3 separate regions of the Homo sapiens genome follow, and regions 2 and 3 are each linked to region 1. Evidence: read pairs that join two places in POLR2A ChIA-PET (ENCODE). Cell type or tissue: B cell. All regions are shown on one strand. Links, peaks and the distances in the headings refer to the core of each region. The heading gives the core; the rest is flanking DNA. Region 1 overlaps CLCN6 (chloride voltage-gated channel 6). Region 2 has its middle 79 kb from the start of UBIAD1. Region 3 overlaps TNFRSF8 (TNF receptor superfamily member 8).

Region 1 (9,829 bases), core at 2,114-6,113:
GATCCCTTCTCCAGCCCAGTCCCACTGCCCCTCCAAAGAACAAAGGCAGAGAGTACAGCTAAGTTGAGTGAAGCAACGGAAAACAAAGAGGGAAGCAGGTGCAGAAAAAGATGTGAGACCAAGAAAGACTACTGACACAGGGGTGTCTACTCTTTTGGCTTCCCTGGACCACACTGGAAGAAGAATTGTCTTTGGCCACACATAAAATACACTAATGACAGCTGATGAGCTAAGAAAAGAAAAACTCAGAAAAATCTCATAAATGTTTTTAAAAGGTATATGAATCTGTGTTGGGCCATGGGTTGGACAAGCTTGCTTTAAAACACAACATTCATTTAGGTGTATGTGCTTTTTGCATGTTCCTTATTAGCAGGTTCTATTTTGTAAGTCATTATTTTGACTTGAAATCATCTTTTTTTGAGATGGGGTCTTGCTATATTGCCTAGGCTGGCCTTGAACTCCAGGGTTTAAGAGATCCTCCTGCCTCAGCCTCCCAGGTAGCTGGGATTACAGGCACACCCCACTGTGCCAGGCTTGACTTATAACCATCTTATAGTCCATAGTTACTCTGGGTAGAGAAAACAACCAAATTCCAGTATTCCACTCTCCAAAGTGCTCAGGGCTTAAAGGAGAACTAGAAAGACTTCTAATTTTATGGATTCAGGATCAAAGCTTCTTGCCTTTAACTCTGGCCTTCCCTCAAGCCAATGCCTGGAGGCTTTTTGATACTGAAGCCATAAAGTGGCCACACATCAATGGACAAGAGTTGGGAGTGCTATGTCATAAAGGCAGGTGTGCCTTCCTAAAATACAAAGGTAGGAGGTAAAGTTGCTTCAGCTTGAGTAACACTTATCTGAAATGCTTGGGACCAGAAGTGTTTTGGATTTCAGATTTTTTTTTCGAATATCTACATTATACTGATTAAACATCCCAAATCCAAAAATTTGAAATCCAAAATCTGAATGCGCCAATGAGTATTTCCTGAGAATCGTGTCAGCATTCAAAAAGTTTTGGATTTTGGAGCATTTTGGATTTTCTGATAAGGAACACTCAACCTGTAGTACTGACAAGTGGCAGCTCCAAAGAGTTTGATATAAAAGTAGCACAAACACTAACAACTAGAGGCCTAAGGACTATGCTTATTATAGAGAAATCTGCAACCAGAAACATATATAGCAAAATAAATACCCTGAGATTTCTTTTTTTTAATTTTTTTTTTATTTTTAAGGAGACAGGGTCTCCCTACGTTGCCCAGGCTGGTCTCAAACTCCTGGGCTCAAGCAGTCCTCCTGTCTCGGCCTCTCAAAATGCTGGGATTACAGGTGTGAGCCACCGTCCCTGGCCCAACACCCTGAGATTTAAATAAAACAATAAATCAACCCAAGTTTCCCCAAAATGGTATCCATCAGAATATCACTGAAGAGGGCTTCTGAATGCCATCAGTCTTACCTAGTAAGATGTTCCTTTACTTGTGGATTTACTATAGTAAAAATTTGATGCATGCCATGAAAATAAAAATTGTGGTTGGCCCCTGTGGCTATATTATACCGAACACATGTGTACATTTTCTAGGCATATCATGTCAAATTAAGTAGGAGGCTTGTGGCCAGTTCAAGATAAAGGTGGTCAACAGGCTGTTACTGAGGACAGATACCCTATCCCAACACTGTACTGACCGGAATCAGATTTGACATGGATCTTTTTGACTGATGCTGATTTTTCCAGCTTCTCTTCCTCATATTTAACAATGTGAAGTCGGCAGTTTTGGTTCCAGACTTTTTGCTATCCTCATCTTTGGCCATGTTTCCAATCTTGCCTTGTCTTTGATTCACCTGTGAAGTTGCTGCCTCCACCAACTCTGTTCATACGGGCATATCCCTTCACTCACAGCTGCTGGCTCTATCTTCTAGATAACATTAACGACGTACGGGGAGGAGCCCAGGATAGCACCATAAACTCCCTGCATGAGATCAATAGCTATGGTGTGCCACCCTGTTCACTGGCACGCTGTGCTAAATGAAGGGCACGATGTTCACAGTTCCGTACCCACGACTTCGCTTTTTCCCTAAAGAGCGATCTCATGCCTGCCTAGAGTCCTAACCACTCGGGAGGCTGAGGTAGGAGGATCACCCAAGCCCAGAAGGTCGAGGCTGCAGTGAACTGTGATTACGCCACTGTGCTCCAGCCAGGGTGACAAAGCGAGACCCTGTCTCTATTTAAATTAAAAGAAAAAAAAAAGTAACTTTAACTTCCATTATTTACTCTACCCAATGCATTATCTACCCATTAGGGAGACATCTAGTTTACTAGGTAGATTAGAGATTATGATCCATAATCATATCATAAAAGATAAAGTCCTGCCCAAACCTTTGAGCGCTTCAAGAGCACCATTGTCATGTGTCTCGCTTTCATTTCACAAAGCAAAAGCAGGGGAAGTGTGAAAAACTGTGCCAGGATTATTCATTTAAAAAAAAAAAAGGGAAAAAAGAAAAGGCACTCTTGATTATAATGACAAGTGTTATTGCATTATAATGTTATAAATGTTATAATGACAAATGACAATGTTATTCACCAGGCCAGGGCTTTCCCTGTAAGCCCCTCCAGCCCTATGGCCCACCATCCCTCCAGGCCCTGCCTCCTCACCAGGCCAGTGCAGACTCCAATGGCAAACACCACCATCCACTTCACCGCCTCATATCTTCGACCTTTCTGTTCACACAGGAAAAGAATGATTCAGTTTACAGGGTTATGGTGGCAGAGGGGAAGAAATACATCTTGGCCAACCAGTTTTAAGCTAAATTCCACGTGGAGAGCAGGCACAGTAAAGATGATGTTGGGATTTCAGGTGCTTTACAGTGCAAAAATGATGGACTCTTAAGAGGCTGGGCAAGGTGCACTGACAGGGGGAACTCTGGTTGGCAGGATAAAGGCCTAGGGAATAAATGCCAACATAGGCCTACCTTGCAGATAGCATGGGTTTGGTTCTAGACCACCACAATAAAGCAAATATCACAATAAAGTGAGTCACACGAGTGTTTTGGTTACCCAGTGCATATAAAAGTGATGTTTACACTATACTGAGGTCTATAAAGTGTGTAATAGCATTATGCCTACAAAAATGTACCTACCTTAATTAAAAAATACTTTATGGCTAAAAAATGCAAACAAAATGCATGCTATTGGAAAAATGGCACCTTGCTCAACACAGGGTTGCCACCAACCTCCAGTTTGTAAAACCTGCAGTACCTGCGAGGTGAAATAAAGCAAAGCGCATAAAGTGAGGTCTGCCTGTATCGCATGAAAAGGTTCAAAAAACAAGGTGTAAAGATGTTTACTGGGGCCTTTAGAAGAGAAAAAAAATGCCATGTTAAGACTGATTTGATCCCCAGAGATGAAGAATTGTAAGACCCACCTTATTATCCATGGTCTCCAAAACTTCCAGGTAAGGGTCATTGATACAGCGATCATAATCCAAACTCTGAAAAGAGGCAAAGTTGAGTCAAAAGGTCATGTCAGGTGAGAAGACCTGCAAAGGGACAAACCTCTGGGTTCCTGCTACTCAACGTGTGGATGGGCAGAGCAGTGGTACCTGCAGCACCCAGGAGGAGCTGGTTCAAAATGCAGAATCTGGCTGGGTGCGGTGGCTCATGCCTATAATCCCAGCACTTTGGGAGGTCAAGGCAGGTGGATCACCTGAGGTCAGGAGTTCAAGACCAGTCTAGCCAACATGGTGAAACCCTGTCTCTACTAAAAATACAAAATTAGCCAGGCATGGTGGCGCGCACCTGTAGTCCCAGCTACTTTGGAGGCTGAGGCAGGAGAATCACTGGAACCTGGGAGGTGGAGGTTGTGGTGAGCCGAGATCGCACCACTGCACTCCAGCCTGGGTGACACAGCGAGACTCCGTTTCAAAAACAAACACAAAAACAAAATGCAGAATCTTAGACTCCTGCAGCCCTGCAGCCCCAGATGACTCAGATGCACATTAAAATTTGAGTGGTGTTGCTTTAGGTTCATACTTCATGCTTTAGGAGAAGTTTTAAATTACCTATTTTTAAACTTCCTGTTTTGGCAAAATATTTAAAGACCTTCAGCTATCATCAGCCTTATGAAACTTACTCCATTAGATATGAACAAAAGTTTCAGTTAGCCAGAACCAAATTAATTTAGAATGTCAATTAGTTATAATTATCTTTTGTAGTTAGTGTCTATGGAAATGAGGTTAGTCACAAGACAAACTAACATGGAAAGTATTTTTAAAAGCAACTTCCACTTTTTTTTTTTTTTTTTTGAGACGGAGTCTCGCTCTGTCGCCCAGGCTGGAGTGCAGTGGCGCAATCTCAGCTCACTGCAAGCTCCGCCTCCCGGGTTCACACCATTCTCCTGCCTCAGCCTCCTGAGTAGCTGGGACTACAGGCGCCTGCCAACACGCCCGGCTAATTTTTTTGTATTTTTAGTAGAGACGGGATTTCACCGTGTTAGCCAGGATGGTCTCGATCTCCTGACCTCGTGATCCGCCCTCCTCAGCCTCCCAAAGTGCTGGGATTACAGGCATGAGCCACTGCGCCTGGCCAACTTCCACTTTATGTTAGGAAGAGGCACAGATTCAGCTTGGCTCTCGGCTCCTAAAACTTCTACATCTGAAGCAGCATCCTTTACAACATGCATCACAAAACACAGAAATCCTGCAAGCAACTTGCAGGTATGCCACAGACATTTAGAGAAACAATTCAAAGGAAATCATTTTAGTTGTCTTGTTAGAGAAGCAGCAGTCTGGGCTGGGTGCAGTGGCTCACACCTGTAATCCCAGCACTTTGGGAGGCTGAGGCAGGAGGATCACTTGAGGCCAGAAGTTCGAGACCAGCCTAGGCAAGATGGTGAAACCCCATCTCTACTAAAAATACAAGTTAGCTGGGAGTGGTGGAGCACGCCTGTAATCCCAGCTACTCGGGAGGCTAGGGCAGGAGAGCTGCTTGAACCTAGGAGGCGGAGGTTGCAGTGAGCCAGCCAAGATCATGCCACTGCACTCCAGCCTGGGCAACAAAGTGAGACACTCTCAAAAAAAAAAAAAAAAAAGACGCAGCAGTTTGGCAACAAAGAAAAATAATGGTCGGCCATCAGCTCTCCTTCCCACAACCTGTTCCTACCCACATCAGCTGGACATTGGCTGGGTGGCAGCCACACTCCCAGACAATAGTTTCAAGTCAGCCAAACACATGTGATGAGTGACAATTTATTCTATCTATATGACTACCTAGAGTTAGTCCAAATTCTTTTTTTATGAGTCCTGGAGTACCAACAAGTGACTGAGTAAATCAATTATACATCCAAATATAGTAAACTATACACCAATAAAATGATTATAGTTAAGTCTATATAGAAAGATATGGAAAATCTCCAAAAATTATTCAGCAAAAGAGCAAGATGCAATTAAAAAATAAAAATAAAGCAGGATGGAGAATTAAAAGTATAATATCCCTTTTTGATTAAACAAAATTAGGATTATTTGTACGTCAGCATTCATAATGGGAAAACATCCGTGAGGTAGTGCTTAAGGAGATATTTGTTTCTGGGTGTTGTCTGAAATTCTCATAGCACAAATGGTGTGCTTTTTTATATTTTAAAAAATGATCGGCTGGGCGTGATGGCTCACGTCTGTAATTCCAGCAGTTTGGGAGGCCGAGATAGGTGGATCACTTGAGGCCAAGAGTTTGAGACCAGCCCGGCCAACATGGCGAAACCCCGTCTCTACCAAAAATACACAAATTAGGTGGGTGTGGTGGCACACACTTGTAATCCCAGCTACTAGGGTGGCTGAGGCAGGAGAATCGCTTGAACCCAGGAGGCAGAGGCTGCAGTGAGCCGAGATTGTGCTACTGCACTCCAGCCTAGGCGACAGAGTGAGACTCGGTCTCAAAAAAAAAAAAAAAATCTTTTTTACTGATCAGAAAAGAAACACAGTGATGAAAAAAGTACTTTTAGAAACTAGACTCATCCATAAGTGATTAAACATATATGCACCTACATATGTATTGTAGCGGCCAAGAGGAAAAGCTTCCCCTTTCACTCTCTAAAGGTCTGCTGAAAGTGAACCGACAAAAGGCAGATTAATGGGAGCAAAGGCATCCACTTATTTAACATGCATTGCACAGGGGAACTGCAGAATGATTACCCAATAATGCCAGCGAGGTACAGACGCTTCTATACTCTTCTTCACAGGGGAAGGGGAGATAGGGATGTGGGAGGAAATAATTCTTAGTGGGGAATGAATGGATCTGGGAAGCAGATATCATCTTGTGAATGATTCTCTTTGGAAATTGTATGGGACAGTGAACAAACAACGGTTGGGACAGTTTGTCCAGGCTCTAGGTATGTTGTTTGGTCTTCAGTCTCCTCTGTAAGATGAGTTTTAATGTTCCCTGGTTAATGACATTTCAGGAAAGGGATCAAAGACAACTGTGTTCCTCTCTGGTAGGTCCAGTTTCTAGGTAGATAAGGGAACGGCAGAGAAGAGCCTCATCCTGTGCTTTGGGAGAGACAAAGTGTGAGGGTGGAGAGTTCAGCATATCAAAGCACCATATTTCCAGGTATCATTTTCTGAGCCCCAACAATACACACACACACACACACACACACACACACACACACACACACACACAAACATACTTTGTCTTTTTTTTTTTTTGAGCCGTGGTATCTTTTGTTTGCTAATGAGATGAGTGGCGGCTGGGGGCCCTTAGATGGCTTCAGAAAAGGGGCTGGTCACCAGAAAGACCAAGGCAGGATTAGCGGGGTGGGACACCCATCCCTCCAGGGAGGAGACCGAAGCTGAAGGTTAAGCTGATCACCAAGGGCTGGTGATGTAATCAATCATGACTGCATAAAAAAGCTTCCATAAAACTCCAAAATGACAAGGTTCAGAGAGCTTCCAGACAGCTGAACCGTTTGGAGGTTCCTGGAGGGTAGCGTGCCTGGAGAGGGCATGAAAGCTCCGTGCCCCCTCCCACGTTCCTTGAATCTCTCCATCTGGCTGTTCTTCTGTATCCTTTATGATATCCTTTATTAATAAACTAGCAAATGTAAGTAGCATTTCTGTGTTTTCTGACCCGCTCTAGCAAGTTAACCAAACTCAAGGAGGGAGTCCTGTGAACCTTCAATTCACTGCCAGCTGCTGAGAAATGCAGGTGACAACCTACTACTTTTTTTTTTTGAGATGGGGTCTTTCTCTGTCACCCAGCATGGAGTGCAGTGGCATAATCTCGGTTCACTGCAACCTCCAACTCCTGGGCTTAAGCCATCCTCCCACCTCAGCCTCCTGAGTAGTGGGGAAACAACCTCCACATATCGGTGTTAGCAGTGTTCCGCGAGTGGTGCCTGAGAGCAGAGGAGAAACAATACCCTTGCCTTCATCCAAAATATGTATGGAAATTACTGGTCAAGTACTTCATTGATGGTTCCATCTAATAATGATATGGTTCCGTAAACATTTAGAAGGTTTTTAGATATCTAGAATAGGCAAATAGACAGAAAGGAGATCACTGGTTGCCTGGAGTCAGGGGCAAGGAGAACAGGCAGTGGCTGCTAATGAGTGCAGGGTTTCCTCTCAGGTGATGAAAATATTCTAAAATTGACTGTAGGAATTAGCTGGGCGCAGTGGCTCACGTCTGTAATCCCAGCACTTTGGGAGGCCAAGGCGGGCGGATCACCCGAGGCCAGGAGTTCAAGACCAGCCTGACCAACATGGAGAAGCCTCGTCTCTACTAAAAATACAAAATTAGCCGGGTGTGGTGGCAGACGCCTGTAATCCCAGCTACTTGGGAGGCTGAGGCAGGAGAATCACTTGAACCCGGGAGGCAGAGGTTGCAGTGAGCTGAGATCACAACATTGCACTCTTGCCTGGGCAACAAGAGCGAAACTCCGTCTCAAAAAAAAAAAAAAATTGACTGTAGGAATGGTTGTACAACTCTGTGAATATACTAATTTTTAAAACCCCATTGAATTGTACACTCTACATGGGTGAACTGAATAGTATGCCAATTATAGTGCAATAAAACTGCTAAGAAGGGCATTTAGAAACAACCGCAACGCTAGAACACCAGAATCCCTTTTTTTTTTGTCAGGGTCTCGCTCTGTCACCCAGGCTGGAGTGCAGTGGCGTGATCACAGCTCTCTGCAACCTCCGTCTCCTGGGCTCAAGCAATTCACCTGCTTCGATCTCCTGAGTAGGGGGGACCACAGGTTAGCCACCACACCTCGTTAATTTTTTCGTATTTGTTGTTGAGATGGAGTCTCGCCATGTTGCCCAGGCTGGTATGAAGTCCTGGGCTCAAGTGATCCACCTGCCTCAGCCTCCTAAAGTGTGGGGGTAACAGGTGTGGGCCACTGCACCCGGCCCCCTGCTAATTTTGAACAAATTTTTTTGTAGGAACAAAGTCTCACTTTATTGCCCAGGATGGTCTTGAACTCCTGGCTTTAAGCGATCCTCCTGCCTTGGCCTCCCAAAGTGCTGAGCATATAGGCGTGAGCCACTGTGCCACGCTTCTTTTTTTTTTAAATAAATTAGTTGAGTTTGGCCCTTTGTAAATATGTACCAATGGAATATATGAGCTATTATTAAAACCAGATACTGTTACTTCTCCTTTGCTATGACTAACTTTTTATTTCTGCAGTATATGTTGCTCTTTGGTTTAGGGGACTAACAACTTTTTAAAAAAATAAAATGTTATCTGTGTCTTGCAGGGCTGTTACAGGGGGTTACGAGCAAAATGGCACCTGGCCGGGAGGGAGGTGGGGGCTGAACCAGCCCCAATTCAACCAGGAAGGGGCATCTTAGTGTTCACACCAAAACCACCTTCAACTGGTTGTGAGCTAGGGGTGCTGCTATGGCCAGTGGGGGAGGCCTTTAATTCTAAGTCTTACGTTCTGAGTGTGCCTCTTTCTAATTCAAAGGTACAATATAAATAGACTGTGTGACCTGCATGAAAACATTCCTGTTTGCAATGGCACATCTCACAGAAAGTTACCATTTTTCAAACCACCTATAATGAGAATGGATGTCAAAATGGGATTCTAACATTTTGTAAGACCCTAAATTTATCAAATAAAGAGTCAAATATGTGCAATGAACTCTTCCTGAGACAGGAAGAAGGGGCACTTTTTAGAAAGATATTCAACAGAAGGGTTTTCTAGTTGACTGACTATCAAGGTAGAGAAAACCCTATAACTCCATTCATTAAAATATGACTATTAATACCTTACTAAATATCCTTCTACATCCTTACCCACGTTTTTATACACATGCTTTTAACACGTGTTTTAAATAACAAAAATGAGATTCCACTAAATCAACTATTTTAACCTGTCCCACTCACTCCCCTCTTTATTATACTTTTTGTGTCAAGTTGATTTATTTATTGAATAAATAAAATCCAGACTTTTCTGTTTAAGTGCCTGAATTTGTTCTTACACAAAGCAAGTGCTCTCAAGAAGCTCATTCTTGAAGATGGTTGAGAAATATCAATGACCAATATCAAAAGAACATTAACCCATGAAATGTACATGAATATGGCCACGCGTGGTGGCTCACGCTTGTAATCCCAGTACTTTGGGAGGCTGAGGTGGGTGGATCACCTGAGGTCAGGAGTTCAAGACCAGCCTGACCAACATGGTGAAACCCCATCTCTACTAAAAATACAAAACTTAGCCAGGCATGGTGGTGTATGCATGTAGTCCCAGCTACTTGGGAGGCTGAGGTAGGAGAACAGCTTGAACTCAGAGGCGGGGGTGGAGGTCGCAGTGATCCAAGACCGTACCACTGCATTCCAGCCTG
Region 2 (9,829 bases), core at 2,216-6,215, 460 kb after region 1:
GCGAGAGAAGGAGGTGGTGAGGAAAGGAAGAGAGAACCCAGCGGTGTCTAGCCAGCTGAAGGAAAGACATGAGAAGCCACTGGGCGCAGTGGCTCATGCCTGTAATCCCAGCACTTTGGGAGACCGAGGCGGGGAGTCGGGGGGATCACTTGAGGTCAGGAGTTCAAGACCAGCCTGGACAACATGGTGAAGCCCCATCTCTACTAAAAATACAAAAATTAGCTGGGTGTGGTGGTGCATGCCTGTAATCCCAGCTACTCGGGAGGCTGAGGCAGGAGAATCACTTGAACCTGGGAGGCGGAGGTTGCGGTGAGCCGAGATCACGCCACTGCACTCCAGCCTGGTGAGCAACAAAGCGAGACTCCATCTCCAAAAAAAAAAAAGAAAAGAAAAAAAAAGAAAGAAAGAAAGAAATGAATGAGAAGGCTACAGAGGGGGGTTGGCAGGGAACACCGGCAGGGGTTTCCTGGCTGCTGGCGGCACACATCAGAAATCAAAGGCAAGGGTACCAGGGACCACAAGGGCAGGAGTGAGGGGGAGGGGCCTCAGAGGCCACCACAGTTGACTGAGGGGCCAGCCCCAACCCAGAGAATGGCTTCCCTCTCCAGAAAGAAACAGCCAAGACCTGGGAACAAATGGCCTTGCTAATTGGCCATTTTGTTTTTTATGTATTTTCATTAGCAAGATAAAACAACAACTAGTCATGTAACCGTCTCCTCGTTTGGGAAGTAAATGCTCGTTAACCACCTGAGTGTTCTCCGTTGCTGAATGAGCCACAGCTCCTCTGCAGGGGAACAGCCAGGCAGGGAGGGAGAAGGTCCCCGCTCCAGAACTCGTTGCCCAGGCCCGCTCCACTGAGCCCAGGACTTCCAGCAGGGGGTGGCTGAGAGGAGTTGCACTCAACACCCCAAACATCCCAAGAAGTGTCACTTCTTAAAGAGCCAGGATGCTCTTCCTCCGCCAGAGAGAGGGTCTTGGTCATTTGTCTCCTCGCCAGCAGACACCCTCGTTCCCAGGTCTCCTCCCGACCATCATCCTGTGACAGCTGCTCTGGAAAGGGGGCAGCGGGAGGGAAGCTGGGTCTCCATGGTGACCCCATCCTCTCACCCTCCCATCGCAAAGAGGGGGAGGGGCCGAGGAGGTTTGGTTGGCGGGGAAGTGGGGCAAGGGAGCCCGGTTACCCAGGCAACTCCCTTGAGGCCCTAGCCGAGGGCTCCACTCCCACAGATGGGGGCTGGGGTTGTCATGGAGACTCCCTGGCAGCACTGCCAAGGAGTAGGCCAGGTTCCCCTCCCAGCCCGGGGGGCACGGGGCCCAGAAGGAATCAGGTGGATGAAAGAGGGGGCAGAGTGGCAGGAAGAAAGTTCTAGAAGATAGTGTGCTCTCCCCTTTGATCTCCCACACCTCCACATCATCCCACTCTTGCTCTCGACCTGCCTCGAGAAATCTGCCGGCGCCTGGCTCTCACCCTGTGGCATGCAGTCCTGTCTCTCCACCTCTTGGCCCTTCTTTCCTAGTGATGCTGATCATTTTGGGCAGACAGCCTATCCCAGGGTCACCATGACGACCAAACAAGCCTTTGGTCTCCATGGTGATGAGCCCTCCACATTATTTTTATTTATTAATTGGGAATTTCAAAGGATTTTCCACTCCATTTCCCAGACCTGGCATCTGGGAGACTGGGGTAGGACCATCATTCTCCCCTTAGCCCAGAGAAGGGGACTAAGGTTGAGAATGTTGGATGACAGCTAAAATGTGCCTGAAAGACAGCCAATAAATACCTCCTTGAAGCTACAGAGAAAGAGGCCTTTCTCAGCTTTTCCCCAGCCTGCCAGATGCCTGGGGAGGCTCTTCGGAGCCACTTAGCAGTCACCGTCCTCAGGGAGGTTCTAAGTACAGCTTCAGGGGATGGATGGATGGATTCAGGCATATCCTGCTTCACTCTGAAGAATAACTGATGGAACTTACAGAAATAGGCAGAGCCCAACAGAATAAAAACAGATGGATGAGGAACTTGGAGCAAAGGAAAAATAAGATAATGTCAGGCTAAAGGGACAATACAAACTTACACACTATAAGGTACTAACAGTAAATGAGAGGTGCCACAAATTAACTCTGAGCTTCCTGATGGCCATAGCAAAGAAGGAAACAAGATTTATAGAGACCAAAAGAGCAAACAAACAGAAAAGATGTTTCAGGAGACATGAGGGATAAATAATGTGAGGTTACATTCCCAGGACACCTGAAGTCCTCCCCACTGTTATCTGACCCCATACCTTCCATTTGTTTTGCTTATTGACTCTGCCTTGTTAGTTTTCTGTTTCCCCAATAAAGCCTATTCCTTACCCCATGCCATATGACACTGTGTAATTTATTGCAAACCTAGTACATGATGGAAGCCCAATGGGACCCACCTGCCAAACTAAACAGAGACCTGGAAGGAACCCATCTTTCATGGCAACTTATCACTATCTAAAATCATATCCACTGTGTCAAGCTGGGCGTGGTGGCTCAAGCCTGTAATCCCAGCACTTTGGGAGGCCGAGGCAGGCGGATCACCTGAGGTAAGGAGTTTGAGACCAGCCTGGCCAACATGGTGAAGCCCTATCTCTACTAAAAATACAAAAATTAGCTGTGCGTGGTGGCAGACGTCTGTAATCCCAGCTACTCAGGAGGCTGAGGCAGCAGATTCACTTGAACCCGGGAGGTGGAGACTGCCTCATTTGCACTCCAGCCTAGGTGACACAGCAAGACTCCATCTCAAAAGTAAAATAAAATAAAATAAATAAATGAAATCATATCCACTGGGATATTTTTGGTTGCAAATAACAGCAGACCAGACTCAAAATGGCTTTGCCAAATAGGGGATTTCTCATTTCACAGAACAAGGCATTCTGAGGTGTGGGGCTCCAGGCTGGCAATCTGAGCCTCCCGGGCATCGTGTGGAGCACAGGTGCCTTCACCACACCATCCTTGGTGTGTCAGCTTCCTCAGTGCACTGGCCAAGGTTCCTGCCATTGCATGTGGCTGTGTGTCCAGTGGGGGAAGTGGATTCATCCTCTGCCTATTGTTTTAAGAAAACCATTCCCAAGCCAGTGTGGTGGCTCACACCTGTAATCCCAGCATTTTGGGAGTCTGAGGTGAGCAGATCGCTTGAGGTAGGGAGTTCAAGACCAGCCCAGCCAACATGGTGAAACCCTGTCTCTACTAAAAATACAAAACATTAGCCGGGCATGGTAGCACGTGCCTGTAACTCCAGCTACTCAGGAGCCTGAGGCATGAAAATTGCTTGAACCCGGGAGGCAGAGGTTGCAGTGAGCTGAGATCGTGTTACCGCTCTCTGGGCGACAGAACCAGACTCTGCCTTAAGGAAAAAAGAAAAGAAAAAGAAAACGATTCCCAGAAGCCGCCCCACAGATATCCCATCCTGTGTCCTTGGCCACATCTGAGTCACCTGTTCCCAGCTAATGCAATTCAGGGCAAATCGAGTGGGACCAGTCAGACCAACAGTACTCGTGCTGAGTCCTGTGGAGAGGAGAAAGAGCTGAGAACAAAACAGAGGCTCTGCCCACTGAGGAAGGAAGGGGTGGGTTTCAGATAAGTGTTGTAAGTGAGGCTCCCCAGAAGCAAACCCTGCTATGAGGATCTGTGTGCTGATGATTCAAGAAGGTGCTCCCAGAGGAGACTGATACGGGGGCAGGACAGAGAAGGGAGGAAGCTAACCAGGGGGGCAATTTCGAGCAAAGCCTCAGCCTTAGCCTGGCCCTATGGGAGGCCCTGAAGTAGAAATGACATCTTAAGGGATGTCCCAATTCAAGGCGAGGGAGCAGGACTTCCATTCTCCAACACTCATCAGTCCTGAGCTAAGGGCTGCCTCTGGGGAAACATGAACTCTCAGCACACTTCCTGTTCTCTGTATGCATTGGGCACACCAGCTCTCATAGCCCGGGGCAGTCCTCTAAAGAGAGTCACAGGTGCAGGCTGGCTCTCAGAAACAAATCACACAAGGCCGAGCGCGGTGGCTGACGCCTGTAATCCCAGAACTTTGGGAGGCCGAGGCAGGTGGGTCACCTGAGATCAGGAGTTTGGGACCAGCCTGGCCAACATGGTGAAACCCCGTCTCTACCAAAAATACAAAAATTAGCTGGGTGTGGTGGTGCACGCCTATAATCCCGGCTACTCAGGAGGCTGAGGCAGGAGAATCACTTGAACCCGGAAGGCAGAGGTTGCAGTGGGCCCAGATCGCGCCATTGCACTCCAGCCTGAGCAACAGAGCGAGACTCCATCTCAAAAAAGAAAAAAGCACACAGAAACTGAGGGACAAACTCACAGAAATGAGCAAAGGGATCCCGGGGCATTTGGTCAACCAACAGTGTCAACCACAAAAATGACCTGTTCTCCCACTGCCATGCAAGCACCGTGAGAATAGAAGCTGGTCTGTCCTGTTCATCTGCTGTGTCCTCAACCCCAGCGCAATGCCTGCGAGTGCCAGCACTCAATCAATATGTGTTGGATGAATGAATGAATGCCATGGGGGCTGCGGCTCAGGGGGAGCTGGGGGTGGGACTTGGGACCTCACCCACAGATGAGGCCTCTAGGTGAGCTCCACACTCACCATGCTCAGGCCACCCTCCAGCCCAAAGCCCCTCCTACCAGAAGGGGGCACTGCCCCCAGTCCACACTTGAGTTCTCCAGGGAAATTGCTATTTTCATAAAGCTGGAGCTGCCCCTTGGGGAGCCCCCAGCCAGCCAGGCCTACCAGGCTGAACCCTGATTCAGAAGCATAGTTGGCGGGGGCCAACCTCAGGAACTGAATGTCCCTGCGAGAAGCAACTTAGCGTTGTTATTCTAAAAACAAGTGTAAATGAATTCATAGCAAACCATGCCAATGACTCACCTTCCAAAGGCTTCGACAGACATTTCACGCATTTCTCACAACCACCCAATGAGTGGGTGCTACGGTCTCACCTTCATCACCCCCACGTGAAGGAGGAAGAAACTGAGGCTCGAAGACATGAGTTCACTTGCCCATGACCAAAAAGTTCCAAGATCAGGTCCCTTGAGGCCAGATCCCACATCGCCCTTCCTCCTGGGAGTTCCAGGAAGGCCTCTTTCCTGGAGCGGAGCCCCCTGGATCATCCTTTTCTGTGCATCTGTCTTTTCCATCTGCCCCTTGCACTAGACCATCAAGAAAAAAGACTAGGTCCCTTTCATTGTTACTTTCCAAGGCCTGACACATCCCCTGTGAAATAAGCATCGGGGCGTTCACAGATGTTCCTTTTTCTCCTCCTCCAGGGCATAAGGTCAGGTGGCACTTTCCTGCCCATTTGAAGTTAGGTGTGGCCATGAGACTTGCTTTCGCTCATGAAATGGAAACAGAAGCAACATGTGTCCTTTCTGAGTGTATGTTTTAAGAGGATATGCTTGTGGCAGCAACCATCAAGATAGTGGCTGCTCCACCAGCCGCTTCCCAGAGTGAGAACGACATAGACCTGTGTGATGAGTTGCCTGAGAAATATACCTTGTGCTCTTACACCTCTGAAATTAGGGGGACGCTTGTTACTGCAGCGTAAGGTGCCATATCCTGACTGATATGCACATATTAGTAGATAACAAATGTTTATAGAGGCCAGGCATGGTGGCCCACGCCTGTAATCCCAGCACTTTGGGAGGCCAAGGCGGGCAGACCACATGAGGCCTGGAGTTCAAGACGAGACTGGCCAATATGATGAAATCTCATCTTTACTAAAAATACACAAAATTAGTGGAGCATGGTGGTGCCTGTAATCCCAGCTACTGGGGAGCCTGTAATCCCAACTACTTGGGAGGCTGAGGCACAAGAATCACTTGAACCCAGGAGGCGGAGGTTGCAATGAGCTGAGATCGCCCCACTGCACTCCAAACTGGGTGACAGCGTGAGATTCTGTCTTAGGGGAAAGAAATGTTTATAGAAAGAAAGAAAGAAAGGAGAGGGAGGGAGGAAGGGAGGGGTTACCTGATGTGAACAAGGATCTGTGGTTTCCTCTGAGTATGCCAGTGGGAGGGATAGATACTCCAGGACCCCAGCAGTATTTTCCAGAAGCACGTTAGGTAAGTGAGTTCCTGCAGCTCAGACTCCTACCCCTACCCTCTTGCCCATGCTATCGGATTCTGAGGTCCAGAAGTTACCGAGGGGAACTTGGATCTCCCAGGCCCAGGATTACCTCCCCACCTACCAACAGGGCAGCCCGAAGCCAGGGAGTCGAGAGGCTATTTCCCCCTCCAATTGAAGACTTTTTTCAGCCAAATGAATAATTCATTGTAAATGACTTTGAGATGAGTCGAGTCTCCATGTTGCCACCCGATTATATGTGCCATAAAAAGCAATGACAGTAATTTATCTCCTCTCTCGCGCGGGGTGGGCCGAGGCGATGGGAAGGAAGTGCTCGGTGCCTGGCATGGGGTTATGAATCATTCCTCTTAGCAGTTAAGCGGCAAGCTGCTGACGCTTTTACTGATTTGCAATTAAATAATTCCAGCCTTGGTCTGGAAGCAGAGAGGGGGTCCGGCTTTCCTTCCGGAGGGAGAGCCGAGGGGAGTGAGAGAAGCAGGATGAGGGGCTATCAGTGAGGCAGGAGGAGGGCTGGGATGCAGGGAGGAAGTGGTGTGCGGTTTGGCCTCATTAGTTCGCCCTGAAGTTGTCCTTTCTCCCAGGGACCGATCCTGTGCCCTGAGCTGCAAGTGACAATGTCACATCTGGGCAATGTCAGCTGCATGGGCTGCTGAGGGAGACTTGCAGCAGGGACCAGCTGCCCTGAAGATGCTCCCAGCCCTTCCAACTCACGGGCAGGAACTGAGGCAGGAGCTCCTTCCCTGCCTTCAGATGAACCCAGGTGTCTGCACTGGAGGAATCCCAGGACCACAGCCACAGTTGCTTTCCTCTATCATAAATATCTACAGAAGTAAAATCAGCTCCCAGTTTGCAGATGGACAAACTGAGGCCCATCATGAGGCAAGAAATCAAGGGTACAAAGAGAAAGAGTTCAACACAAATCCTCCAAAACCCCAGACCAGAACTTTCTCCCCAAACACATACTGCCTTTTTTTTCTGTTTTTTTTTTTTTTTCCTTCTTTTTATTTTGGAGACAGTCTTGTTCTGCTGCCCAAGCTGGAGTGCAGTGGCACAATCTCAGCTCGCTGCAACCTCCACCTACCGGGTTCAAGCAATTCTCCTGCCTCAGCCTCCCAAGTAGCTGGGATTACAGGCGTGAGCCACCTTGCCTAGCTAATTTTGTATTTTTAGTAGAGATGGGGTTTCACCATATTGCCCAGGCTGGTCTCAAACTCCTGGCCTCAGGTGATCCACCCGCCTCAGCCTCTCAAATTGCTGGGATTACAGACGTGAGCCACCGCATCCAGCCACATATTGCCTTTTCTATTATAGACAAAGATGGAAGTAACCTCAGAGAACTCAAGCTGTCCATACAAGGCACTATCTTTGACTACATATATATCTTTGTTTTACACTTTAGGGGTGCGGTGAGGATAAAGTCTAAACTTTATTTACTCCCCAAGCTCTGCATTCATGCCTTACCCTGGTCAGTGACGGCACAAACTTTTATACATTTCCAGGGCTTACCCTCGACCCACTCTTGTTTGAGTCAGATCCTCCAGTCTGAGTGTTTTAAAAGCACCCCAGCAGCAGCTTTATTTGTAACAGTCAAAACTGAAAATGACCCAGTTATCCTTCAATGAGTTAAACTGTGTTGCACCCATACCGTAGAATACTACCCAACAATACAAAGGAACAAACTATTGATACACATTCCAATTAGGATGAATTTTAAGGGAACGATGCTGAGTGAGTGAAAAAAAAAAGCCAATCTTGAAAGGTTACATGCTGTATGACTCCGTTTATAGAACATTCTCAAAATGACAAAATTATAGAGAGAACAGATGAATGGTTGCCAAGGGTCAGGGATGGGGTTGGGGTAGAGAGGGGGAGGGGGAGTAGGTGGATATGGTTATAAAAGGGCAACATAAGAGGCCCTCATGCCAGTGGGTCTTCTCTGTATCTTGATACACAAACCTACACATGTAATCAAAATGCATAAACACACAAATTAGCATGATAGGAAACTGCTGATATCTGAATAAGATCAGTGGATTTTAGATACATAGATACATAGAGATAGATAGATAGCTAGACAGATACATACATACATACATACATACATACATACATAGAGAGTCTCACTCTGGCGTCCAAGCTGGAATGCAGTGATATGATCTCAGCTCACTGCAGAATTGACCTCCCAGGCTCAAGTGATCCTCCCACTTTAGCCTCCCTAGTAGCTGGGACTACAGCCACCACATCTGGCTAATTTTTATTATTTTTGTAGAGACGGGGCTTCACCATGTTGCCCAGTCTGGTCCAGAACTCCTGGCCTACAAGCAATCTGTCCGCCTTGGCCTCCCAAAGTGCTGGGACTACAGGCATGAGCCACTGCGCCCAGCATAGTGCATTATATTAACGTCTGCTTACTGGCATAATATTATACTACAGTTTTGCACACTGTTAACATTGGGAAAAGCTGGGTAAAGGGTACATGGGATCTGTCTGTATTATTTTCTACAATTGTATGTGTATCTATAATTATCTCAAAATAAAGTTTAATTCAAAACCATTTTTCAAAAAGCTCCCCTAGTGATTCAACCAGGGATAAGAACATTCGTCACACTTAGTTTTTGTATTTTACCCAACTTGTACTTCATACAAATAATTCAATGTCCCAATCAATGTATAGTCCACACACTTCCCCCTTTCAGCAGTCACAGAGAAAATGTGCACTGCTTGAGGATATAGATGTCCTTGCCCTGGTCCAGTGCTGGCCAGACAATAGGCAAGGCCTTAATTGGAAAACAGTGGGCCGGGAGCAGTGGCTCACACCTGTAATCCCTGCAATTTAGGAGGCCGAGGCAGGTGGATCACTTGAGGTCAAGAGTTTGAGACCAACCTGGCCAACATGGTGAAAACCCATCTCTACTAAAAATACAAAAATTAGCTGGGCATGGTGACACACATCTGTAGTCCCAGCTACTCGGGAAGCTGAAGCACAAGAATTGCTTGAACCTGGGACGTAGAGGTTGCAGGGAGCCAACATTGCGCCACTGCACTCCAGCCTGGGTGACAGAGTGAGAGTTGTCTGAGAAAGAAAGAAAGAGAGAAAGAGAGGAAGGAAGGAAGGGAGGGAGGGAGGGAGGGGGGGAGGGAGGGAGAGGCAGGGAGGGAAGGAAGGAAAGAAGGAAGGAAGGAAGGAGAAAGAGAGAGAAAGGGAGGGAGGGAAGGAAGGAAGGAAGGATAGAAGGAAGGAAGGAAAGAAGGAAGGAAGGAGAAAGGGAGAGAAAGGGAGGGAGAGAAGGAGGGAGAGAGAGAAGGAGGGAGGGAGGAAGGAAGAAAACAGTGGAAAGGGGAAAACTGGACAGGCTCAGGCTCTCCTACTTATCAAGCTCTGCAACTTTGGACAAATTATTAACTGCACTAACCGTCTCTGCAAAGTGGTATTTTAATTGCACCTGCTTTAAAGGTGGTTGTACAGACTGGAGACGATGGAGGTGAGAAGACTGAGAAATGGAAGTTGCTCAGAGGAAGAAGCTATTGTCAAATGTCTGGGGGGTGGTGAGGAATTGGGCACATAGGTCTTCACCTTCAATCCCAGGCTTCCACTCTGCATGGGCACACCTGCTCATCTGCCATGAATTCACCTCCCCTGAACCCCAAACATTTACCCTGAAGACTTGGAAGCAGTTTGTGTAGTGCAGGATTTGGGGGACAAGGCTGATTGGAGGC
Region 3 (9,829 bases), core at 3,284-7,283, 330 kb before region 1:
GAACAAGAAGAGGCCTGCCCACTGCGGGGCTTCCCACAGCAAGTTGGCCCCAAGGGTGGCTAGGTTCCCAGGCTGGCCTGAAAGCTCTGATTAACCTTGATGGGCTGAATTCTGCAGACATAGGAAGGGCTCGCTCTTGACAAGCGGCCACCAGGCTGGAATAAGGACAGAACCTGCCACTCAGCACAAGCCACACACCGAGTGGCATGTCAGGGAAGCCCCACAACCCCGTCAGGTAGAGACTGACACCCCCATTTCACAGACAAGAAAACTGAGTCTGAAAGAGATCATGGAACATAGCCAAGCTCATGCAACTGATAAATGGCAGAGCTGGGATTCGAGCCTGTGTGTGACCCCGCAGCGCCATCACCATCCGCACGCTGCTGTTGTGTCTGAGCTGCAGAGAATGGCAGGCAAGCCTCTCTGCCCTGTGCCTGGCTCACACCCATGGCCCCAACATTGAACACCTGCTCCCCTGGGTCAGCCAGGGGCAAGGGTTCCAGGGTGTTTGGCCAGCATGGGGTGCTGGCTTAGGAGGAGGTGCCTGGCAGAGGGGCCTGGTGGAGGGTGCAGGGGCCTGAGGTGTCCTCAGCAGCTTCTCCTTCAGCCCAAGGAGCCCCCCTTGAAGCTGAACAGTCTCGCCTTGACTAAGCTTTTCTCTTGGGCCGTGGCTGTGAATCTGATGTCCCCACATATTCTGGCCCAAGCAACCCCCACCCCACACTTGCCCCCCCACTGCAGAGGATCGAGGAAGTGGGGGGAAGAGAGAAGGCACCCGAGGAACTGTGGCTGGAGAGCCGCCTCTCATCCCCACACAGGTTTTCATTTCTACTTAGCCCAACCAATCAGTGCCCAGTGACCATGGGACAAAGATGACCAAGACCCAGCCTTGGGTCTTTTACACCTCACTGTTGGAGGGTGAGGTCGTGATGGAGCGAGAGACGCTCTAGGGAGGTCCCCTCGTTCCGTTTTAGGGACTGACCCGAGCCGTGGAGATTCTGTGAACTGTAGAATGGTTTTTACCACCTACAAAAGTGCCTTGGGAAACAATGGCTTTTCTTTGAAGGCAACAGCTTCCATCTGATACTTACCACTTGCTGTCCCTCTCTGATCGCAAATGTTTAGGAAGAGGTGTGTGGGGGTGTCGTCACAGCCTGAGAATTGCTACCTTGAGTAGCAGGGAGCTCTGTCCATCTGCCAACCTGGACGTGAGCACAGCCAGAGAATAGAAGGGGTCCGCTCATCGCTGGGCAGGATGGGGAAATCCACCCTGGCTCCTGGACTGAGTGCATGGCTGGTTCAATGGCTGGGCTGATGTGTGGGTGTGGGCTGGAGTCTTGGGGATGGGGTGGACAGGGTCTGTCTGTGGCTGTGGGTGTTCTCCACCTCGCACAGGAGACAGTCAGAGGAGGCCTCAGGCTGGCTGCCTGGGGTGGAGGCTGGCCCTAAAGTGCCACAAAGCTGTGCCCAGGGAGGCAGGCTGGGCTCCTCCCAGCTCAGACACTGAAGCCCAACACTCCCAGATACCTGTGGTCCTCACCCTGCCTCCCAGGGATCCCAGATACCTGTGGTCCTCCCCCTGCCTCCCAGGGCTTGGGCACTCACGCTGTTCCTTGGAGAATCCCTTCTCCAAAGCTATGGGGCTGCCCGGCCCAGCCCAGAGGGAGGAAGGCCATGGGGAGGCCCAGAAACCTTTCTTCGAATACCTAAAGGGAGCCTTGTGACAACAGTGGCATTTTTTTTTTTTTTTTTTTGAGACGGAGTCTCATTCTTGTCACCCAGGCTGGAGTGCAGTGGCACGATCTCGGCTCACTGCTGCAACCTCCACCTCCCAGGTTCAAGCGATTCTCCTGCCTCAGCCTCCTGAGTAGCTGGGATTACAGGTGCCCGCCACCACACCCGACTAATTTTTATATTTTTAGCAGAGACGGGGTTTTACCATGTTGGCCAGGCTAGTCTTGAACTCCTGACCTCAGGTGATCCACTCGCCTCGGCCTCCCAGTGTGCTGGGATTACAGGGGTGAGGCACCGCAACTGGCCGACAGTGGCTTTGAGTGTCCTCAAAGGGCAGCCTTTGGACCAGGGAGCGGCAATTACATGGAGAAAGAATTTGCCTCGAGTGATAAGGAAAATCTTCCAGCAACAAGAAGGACTGCCCCAGCAGGAAGTGGGCTCCCGGCCCCAGAAGTATCCAATCTACCAGAGACTGGCCACCTTAGTGCCTGGGGGTTCAGTGGGAATTCCTGCCCTGCTGGGAGACTCCCAAAGCCACTTCTGCTCAGGGGTTCTATTAATAACATACTCTCAATTTCGATGATCATGTCCTCAGCCTTACAGTTCTTTAAGGATTTTATGGATTTTTAGAGATTCAAAAGTTGTGTGAAGGGCCACTAGGTAAGGAAGTGCATTATTTTGTTGAAACATGTCAATCCCTCCCATCATGGGCGCCAGACTGCCCTGCCTGGCAGGCGTGTGCCTTCCAGCGTGCCTTACAGCTGCGGCTGTGGGTGATGCAGAGACACCCACTCCATCCTTGCACAAACACTGGGCAAACAGTGTCTGCCCACTTAAGCTTCTTCTGGCCAATGTCCAGGTTCTGGTGTAACCACCTCTCGCAAGGCCACGGCTTCTCCAACTTTCCCCAAAACATCTGAGCGGTTTCAGAAACTATCACTTCCTCCAGAGAGCACGTGGCTGCCCGATGAGTAAACAGCAGCCTTCCCGGGCCTGCCTCCAGGCGGTAAGTCCACGAGTCTCCAGGCTGCCCGCAACTCCAAGACTCATCCTTATCCATCACTCATTTGCATACACGTCTGAAGGCCCTAGGGAGTCAGCTGGCCAGCCGACCGGAAGTCAGGGCCACTACTCCTTAGCGTGAAATGTGAAAAACCCAAAATCCTGATGAAACCTCCAAACGGTCTTGTTTCCTATGGTCCAGAGTAAAGCAGATGCCTGGGTGAGGCCGTGGTGCCTCTCGACATCCACACCCCAAAGCGTGCAGAGCCGGAACCAGGTGGTGGGGTCGGTGCTAGTGGATTTGCAAGCAGGGCAGACCTAAGGAAGATGCTTCTTCATTTCCCAGGACAGAGTGGGTGGGGCCCACAGAGAGCGGTCAAGGACTCCAGGCAGGGCCCGAAGTTCCCCATGTTCACATGGGGAGGAAGTCCCTGGGCAAAGTAAAGCAGGTTCTCTGGGTTGGTGAGGGGCGGTCTGCAGCTGCTGAGGGCTGCAGACATCTGGGACCCGAGGCGCCTGCTGTGGCGGGGATTGGTGGGGACATTCTGAGATGAGTGACTTGATCCTGGGCCCTAGGCCCTGGGCCCACCGAGGGGGCTACAGGACAGGGAAGGTGGGCAGCACCAGGAGGGTCCCACAGTCCAGGCAGGGGCCCTCACACCAGTGCAGAGTACAGTGTGGCCGCTGCAGCAGAGACAGTGCCAGCTGACGACGCCCCATCCCTCGACTTCCCTTTTGACTCTGGAGAAACAACCACAGGCACTGGCTCCATGCCCACTGGGGGCCACATTTACAGTAACTGGGGGCATGCCGGAAGGGCCCAATGGGTGTCACCTCTGAGGTCCAGGGAGAGAGGAGAGTAGGGTTACAGGGGCCCCGGGAGCTGGCCTCACGACCTCTCCCTCGCTGGGCTGTGGGCCTGGTGGTTAAGGTCTGATGCCCAGGGCTCTGGGACCAATGCTGTTCTCGGCAGTGCCCATCCTGCCATCTGTTTGCTGCCTCAACCAACATCACTGCTGGGATCCAGTCCCCTTGGACTGTCTCTTCTGTACAAGCCCCGGATCCCCTAGGCTCTGGGTCAGGGGACAGCTAAGTTGGGGATGCAAGCAGAGACCACCAGACCCCTGCAGTGACCGGCCGGTCCACCACTAGATGCTGGAGCCTCAGTTCAGGCCAGATGGGCCTCTGCCCCCAACCTCGGTGCCAACAGTGCCATCCTGGCCTCCCAGAGGCCACCCTGCTGCCCTCCTAGCCCCAGCCCAGCCCAGGCCTCACTTTCCAGAGGCAGCTGTGGGCAAGGGGTCTTCTTTCCCTTCCTCTTCCACTGAGAGCATGACATCGCTGCAGCTGCCCAGAGGCGGTTCTGTCTCCTGCTCGGGGTAGTGGGGGGTATGGTCCGCCTCCAGCTCCTCCTCCAACTCGGGCTCTGCTGGCCCCGCCAGGCCCCGGCCCTCCGGCAGCTCAGCCTTCACGGTCCCCACGATCACGGTGTCAGCCTTCATGATGTAGATTTTCTCTGCAAGGCAAAAGGATGGGTGAGCGAGGGAGGCCAGAGCACCAGCCAGGATGGGAGCAAAGAGGCAGAGAAGGGCCGAGGCCCAGTGCTGGTACACCTGCCGGGTGGCTTCAGGCTGATGGCACAGCCTCTCTGATGTACCTTACAGGCATCCTGGGGGCTCAGAGGAAATAGAACAGCTAGGAGCTGGGCCTTGAGGAGTTAAGAACCAGCCCACTTGTACTTAGGATTTTCTCAGCACATCTCTGCGGATGGGTAGGGAAGAAGAGGACAGGGTGGGACAGAAAGCAAACTGTGGACAAAAACAGGCAAAGCCGTGGGTAACCAGAGCACGAGCAGAAACAGCAGAGCTGAGCAGTTTCCACACCCCCACTCCTGGGTCCCCAGCCCTCCTGCAAGGCGGACCCCATCAAGATTCCCATTTACAGGTAAGAATCTGAAGCCTGGAGAGGTTAAATGACCTGCCCAAGGTCGCCACGTAGTTAGGAGAAATCCCCCAAAAAAAAACCACCCACTCCGCCTGGTGGCCCTTTCTGCTCCTATCTGTGTGCCTGCAGCCAAAACCCGGGGTGACCAACTTGTCCAGCTTGCCCGGGAACATTCCTGGTTCTACTACTGCAAGTCCCGTGTCCTGGGAGTCCCCTCGGTCCGGGCAAACTCAGCCAGCCTGTCACATCCTGCAGAAAACCCGGCCCCCTCAATAGGTCTCGGCAGCCCATGATTGAGACAGCCTGGCTCAGGCCGTGAATTTCGGGGCTTACTGCTCACAGCCGGTCTCCTGCCTGCAGCGTGCATGGCTGTGCTGTGAGCACATGGTGGGAGCTTGGACGGAGGGCCGGTCCTCGCCACAGTCTGATGTGGGGGCTTCTGGTGTGGCCTTCTGATAGAGGGGACATGGGGGCTCAGGTTCAGTGGCCCGAGGAGCTGGGGAGTGGGGAAGCCTGGCCTCCGCCCAGCTGATGGTGTCTGGCTCAGGGTGGGCTGGCTCCCAGCTGTTCTGCGCTGGACTCTGGAGGCCAGAATGGGGAAGCTCAAGAGGGAACTTGAGAGCTGGGGTGGGGTGGGGGTGCAGGGACCCCTGCCTTTCTGGGTAATGCAGTTATACCCCTCGGATTCAGGAACCCCAAAAAGGTTCTCGAGTCCCCCACACCCTCAACCCTATTGCATGACGCTGGTTCTTCTATTCTGGTTTTGAACACCCCCAGGAAAGAGAGAAGTGCGCCAAACGGCAGCAAGAGGAGAAGGCCCAGAGTGCGGGACAGGCTATGGGCTGGGCGCCCCCACAGACCCCAAAACAGAGCAGGGCCTCAGCACTCCCCACACCTCCATCAGGCTTGTGGGCTCCCAGCCCTAGGAGCCCTATAGAGGGCTGGGCAAAAGATGGGGGCCGGGGGTGGTGAGAGAGGAGACCCCAGGAGGGGAGAGAAGGCCCAGAGGGGGATGGGCAGAGAAGATGAGAGGCGGGTGGGGTCAGGTGGGAGGGAAGTGAGGGTGGGGGTGCTGGATTAGGGAGAAGGAGCCACAGCTGGGGACAGGCTGGTCCCCTCACATTCCTCAGGGAAATGGGCAGGAGTCCCCAGGAAATCTGGAATTAACTGGATTCAAAGCGGTGGAATTGGCTGCTCTGGGTGAGGAAGCAGCTCCCACTGAGCTCGGAAGTGAAAGAGGGGTCTGGAAACTTCAGAGCCGGCCATGAGGGGTCTGCCCCGCTCTGGCTCTGCCCCCATCACAGGCTGCCTACTCCCCAGGCTGTGGGGGTGGCTTCCAAGGGCTGCATGGATTTCCTGCCCCCTCCCCAGAGCTCCAGAGTCCAGGGAATTCATCTTGGCTATGTGGGGAGGGCAGGTGAGGAAGTTGGGGGGAAAGGGGTTCTTCCCTTGCCTGGTTCCCAGGGGAAGAGGGACGATGTACAGACCCCAGTGTGACCCCTCTTGGGAACTGGATGGGAAGGGGGAACGCTACCCTGGGCTGGCATTAGGAGGACAAGGGGGTTGCCTGTGTCTTGGGTGCCCAAGAGAACCTCCAAGGCCTTCCCTTTCCACCATGGCGGAGGTGGCCCCCGATCCACTCACCAGCAAGGCCTGCAGGCCATGCCAGGGGAGGGCAGCCCACACCTGAGCCAGCTGCCTGGGAGCCTGGTACTTCCTTCTCCTCCCCATCAAACACCCTCTGAACCCCACCCCTGGGATTCCAGGCACTGTACTCAGTGTGGACTCAGAAGTTCCAGTTAGGACTTCTTAGGAATTCTGAAGAAGCCTTTGATGGTATTTCCCAAAATACATACTTTTCAAATAAAACTTACTAAAAGCTACCATTTCAAAAGCTTCAGTTTGTTACAAAAGACTGCCCAGGCTGGGCATGGTGGCTCATGCCTATAATCCCAGTACTTTGGGAGGCCAAGGCAGGCAGATCACCTTGAGGCCAGGAGTTCCAGACCAGCCTGGCCAACAGAGTGAAACCCCATCTCTACTAAAAATACAAAAAATTAGCCAGGCATGATGACACTCGCCCATAATCCCAGCTACTCAGGAGGCTGAAAAAATAAAAAGAGAAGATGACTGCCCTGAAGAGTTCTGGCCACCACTGTCTGCCATAGAAATGCACAGGACAATTACAAATGACTCTTCAGTATTATCCCAGTGCCAGTTACCCTTCCAGAAGCGACAGAGGTGGGGTCCACCAAGGCCCTGCCCACAGGGAGCACAAAGCCAGGTGGAGGTGGAGGAAGGCTATAAACACGCAGTCACACCACTGGGTGCTAGGACACCGGGTAGGGGAGGCCTGGGTTCTTAGGGAGCATAGCATGGTGGAGAGGGCACAGAAGGCTTCCTGGAGGAAGGGGCAAATAAGCAGGGTCCCCAGGATATCCAGAATTAACTGGATTCAAGGCAGTGGAGTTGGCTATTTCAGGCGAGGGGGTAGCTCCCATTGAGAAGCTCAGAAGTGACAGAGGGGTCTGTAAATTTGGGAGACTGCCATGAGGGGGAGGGACAGACTGTGGGGTCAGAAGGTAGGTGAGTCTGGTCGGGGAGCTACAACTTGCTGTCAGCCTTGAGTGCTGGAATAAGAATGCTGGAATTCATCCCATAGGGAATGGGAAGCTGCTGGAGGCTTCTCGGCAGGAGTGCAATAGGGTCAGGTATACATTTTGGGGAAAATGCCGTACCAAGGTGATGAGAAGCAAGAGAGGAGGCAGGGAGGCCCACAGGAGGCCAAAGCCAATGTCTGTCCAGGCTGGCAGCAGCTGCCGTTGGGAAGCTCTGAACATCTGGGCCCCATCTGTCCTCCTGCTTCTGCAGAGGGTGGGTGGTAACGTGGACAAACCACGGGCTTCAAGGCCCAGCAGATGCGGGACGAGTTCCAGCTGTGCCACTTAGTAGCCATGCAATGGGGAAAATCACTTCACCCTCTGAGCCACGGTCTCCCCAACTGTAAAATGGGGAGAAAGACACCATCCAAAGAAGGTGGTGAGACCATCAGAGATGAAGAGATGGCACCTACACAGTGCCCGGAATGCGCCAGACAAGTGGCAGGTCCTGTGACCACTGGCACGTCTTCCTCCTGTCCCCTCGGGTGCTCGGTGTTGGGGGCTGGGGTGGTGTTCGTTTTTTATGAGTAACAGCAGGCATCTCATGCACACTGGCTCATGAATCCGCACAATGGCCTACGAGGTAAGTACCCTCGCTGTCCCTACTTACAGAAACTTCAATTGGGGTGAAGAATCTATGCCTCTCCTTTCCTGGGCCTTTCAACTCCAGGGTCTCCAGGTCCCTTCCAGGGCCCAGGGCCCCGTATTCATCTCCCATCTGCCCCTGGGCTGCAGGGGACCTCCCAAAACAGGCTGACTCACCAATCTTGTTATTGGTGTGCTCCGTGGACACCCGGGGCTCAGGAAGGTCCCTGGGGGACGAGGGGCCCCCGGCCGGGCTGGCATCCTGCAGCGGCAGGCTCTCCAGGTAGGCTGCCCCCACGCTGTGGCAGGTCTCCATCAGTGGCTGGCTCATTAACCCTCGCTCTTCCGCGACGGGTTCTGTCACCGACGCACCACTCCTCAGCTGCTGTGGGACGGGAATGGGTGCTGCTGCAGGGTACCCCCAACCTCCCCACCAGTCTCTGAACTGGGAGGCCCCTTTTTTTTTTCATCTCTACAGACCCCAGTGAGTCCCCCTTTCTGCTTTAAAAGCTGCCATGAGCTGCCCCGGGCTTCTCAGCTTTCTGGGTGAAGTCTGTTGCTTTTAATTTGTACTAAATAGTAGGGGTAACAGTCAGCGACTCACAGGGTGCTCGCCACGTCCGTTGGCCCTGTCCTAAAGTCCTTGACATATGTTAATCCTCACAACCACTGTATGAGGTGGGTAACAGCCCACTCCCCATTTTACAGATGAGGAAACTGAGGCACAGAGGAGTCGAGTAATTGGCCCAGGGTTATACCATCAATAAGTATCTGAGCTAGGATTTGAACCCTGGCATCTGGTCCATAACCCACACTCATAAGCACCCAAGTCTGTAAGTACCAGCTCCAGGTCCCCCACCTCCTGGAGCAGCCCCTCCAGCTCCCCAGCCCCGACATCCTGGAAAGTAGTCTTTTATGATCACACTCAAGCATTCTAAAAACAGACTACTGTTAGTTCAAGTGACAAGCCCGGTGACCTCTATACTATATAATCTAAATTCATGTATATTATTAATAAATATTTTCTAAATGCTAAAAAAAAAACAAAAAAAAAACAAAAAAAAACAAAAAAACAGCTATGTCATGAGGAAAGTGTCAGTTTAGTTTTTGATTTTTACAGGTAAGGGCAAAGAAGTGGCCTCATGAAATGTCCTGATGCCTTCAAAATGGAGTGAGTGTGAGTAATTCAGAGGAGGCAGGGATGCCCGTGCTGACGCAATGATTCTCAAGGCACAGAGGGCGTATCTTTTAGATTGGTGCAAAAGTAATCACGTCTTTGCCATTATTATTATTATTATTTTTTACTTTTTAAATGGTTTTATTTTATGTACAAATAATGAACATATGTTATACCCATAAATTCTACTTTCCCAAAACAGGAGCTTTTTAAAACAAAACCACATAATAACTTTTAAAAGGCGCTGAGATTCCTCAGCTTCCAGATCACTGCTGAGCTAGAAAAATAAAGTTTGTTCTACCAGGAACCACAGCTTAGAACTGAGTATTCTTCACTCGCTAAGAGTCATCACCACTCCCTAATCTCAAGTACCCAGGGACACAAACACTGCGGAAGGCGGCAGGGCCCTCTGCCTAGGAAAACCAGAGACCTTTGTTCACATGTTTATCTGCTGACCTTCCCTCCACTATTGTCCTATGACCCTGCCAAATCCCCCTCTCTGAGAAACACCCAAGAATGATCAATAAATACTAAAAAAATTAAAAAAAAAAAAAAAAAAAAAAAAAGAACTGAGTATTTTTCAAAGTGGAAATTCTAGAGTGTGGTGTCACTCCAGACAAAGATTATTCTGTTCTCAACCCCAACATCCACAACTACCTATCAGAAGGGTTAAACCAGGTTTGCCATTACTTTTAATGGCAAATGGCACCAACCTTAATACATACTC

Evidence for each region. ChIA-PET counts read pairs that join two places held together with the same protein. Peaks named below come from ENCODE experiments on the same cell type or tissue, not always from the same donor. Only the 100,000 strongest peaks of a DNase experiment are listed, where the experiment ranks them.
Region 2: POLR2A ChIA-PET joins it to region 1 with 7 read pairs; 2 of 35 experiments call an interaction of 5 or more read pairs at or near these places.
Region 3: POLR2A ChIA-PET joins it to region 1 with 6 read pairs; 1 of 35 experiments calls an interaction of 5 or more read pairs at or near these places.

What each region holds. Positions count from the first base shown.
Region 1 is chr1:11,809,495-11,819,323 of GRCh38, reverse strand. It overlaps CLCN6 (chloride voltage-gated channel 6), which reads right to left. Exons shown (of 23, transcript NM_001286.5): 3 at 3,413-3,478; 4 at 2,644-2,709. Among named protein-coding and RNA genes, the nearest start is that of CLCN6, 8.2 kb to the right of the region's middle. In B cell, for the core only: no CTCF peak of the experiment used is centred there; DNase peaks (open chromatin) are centred at 4,143 and 4,654; H3K4me3 peaks cover 1,647 bases; H3K27ac peaks cover 3,862 bases.
Region 2 is chr1:11,347,100-11,356,928 of GRCh38, reverse strand. No RefSeq gene overlaps it. Among named protein-coding and RNA genes, the nearest start is that of UBIAD1, 79 kb to the right of the region's middle. In B cell, for the core only: no CTCF peak of the experiment used is centred there; no DNase peak of the experiment used is centred there.
Region 3 is chr1:12,136,710-12,146,538 of GRCh38, reverse strand. TNFRSF8 (TNF receptor superfamily member 8) reads right to left here. Exons shown (of 15, transcript NM_001243.5): 14 at 8,103-8,310; 15 at 2,332-4,252. The coding sequence ends at 4,008. Among named protein-coding and RNA genes, the nearest start is that of MIR7846, 25 kb to the left of the region's middle. RefSeq lists enhancers at 1-50, 1,131-1,190, 1,251-1,340. In B cell, for the core only: no CTCF peak of the experiment used is centred there; no DNase peak of the experiment used is centred there.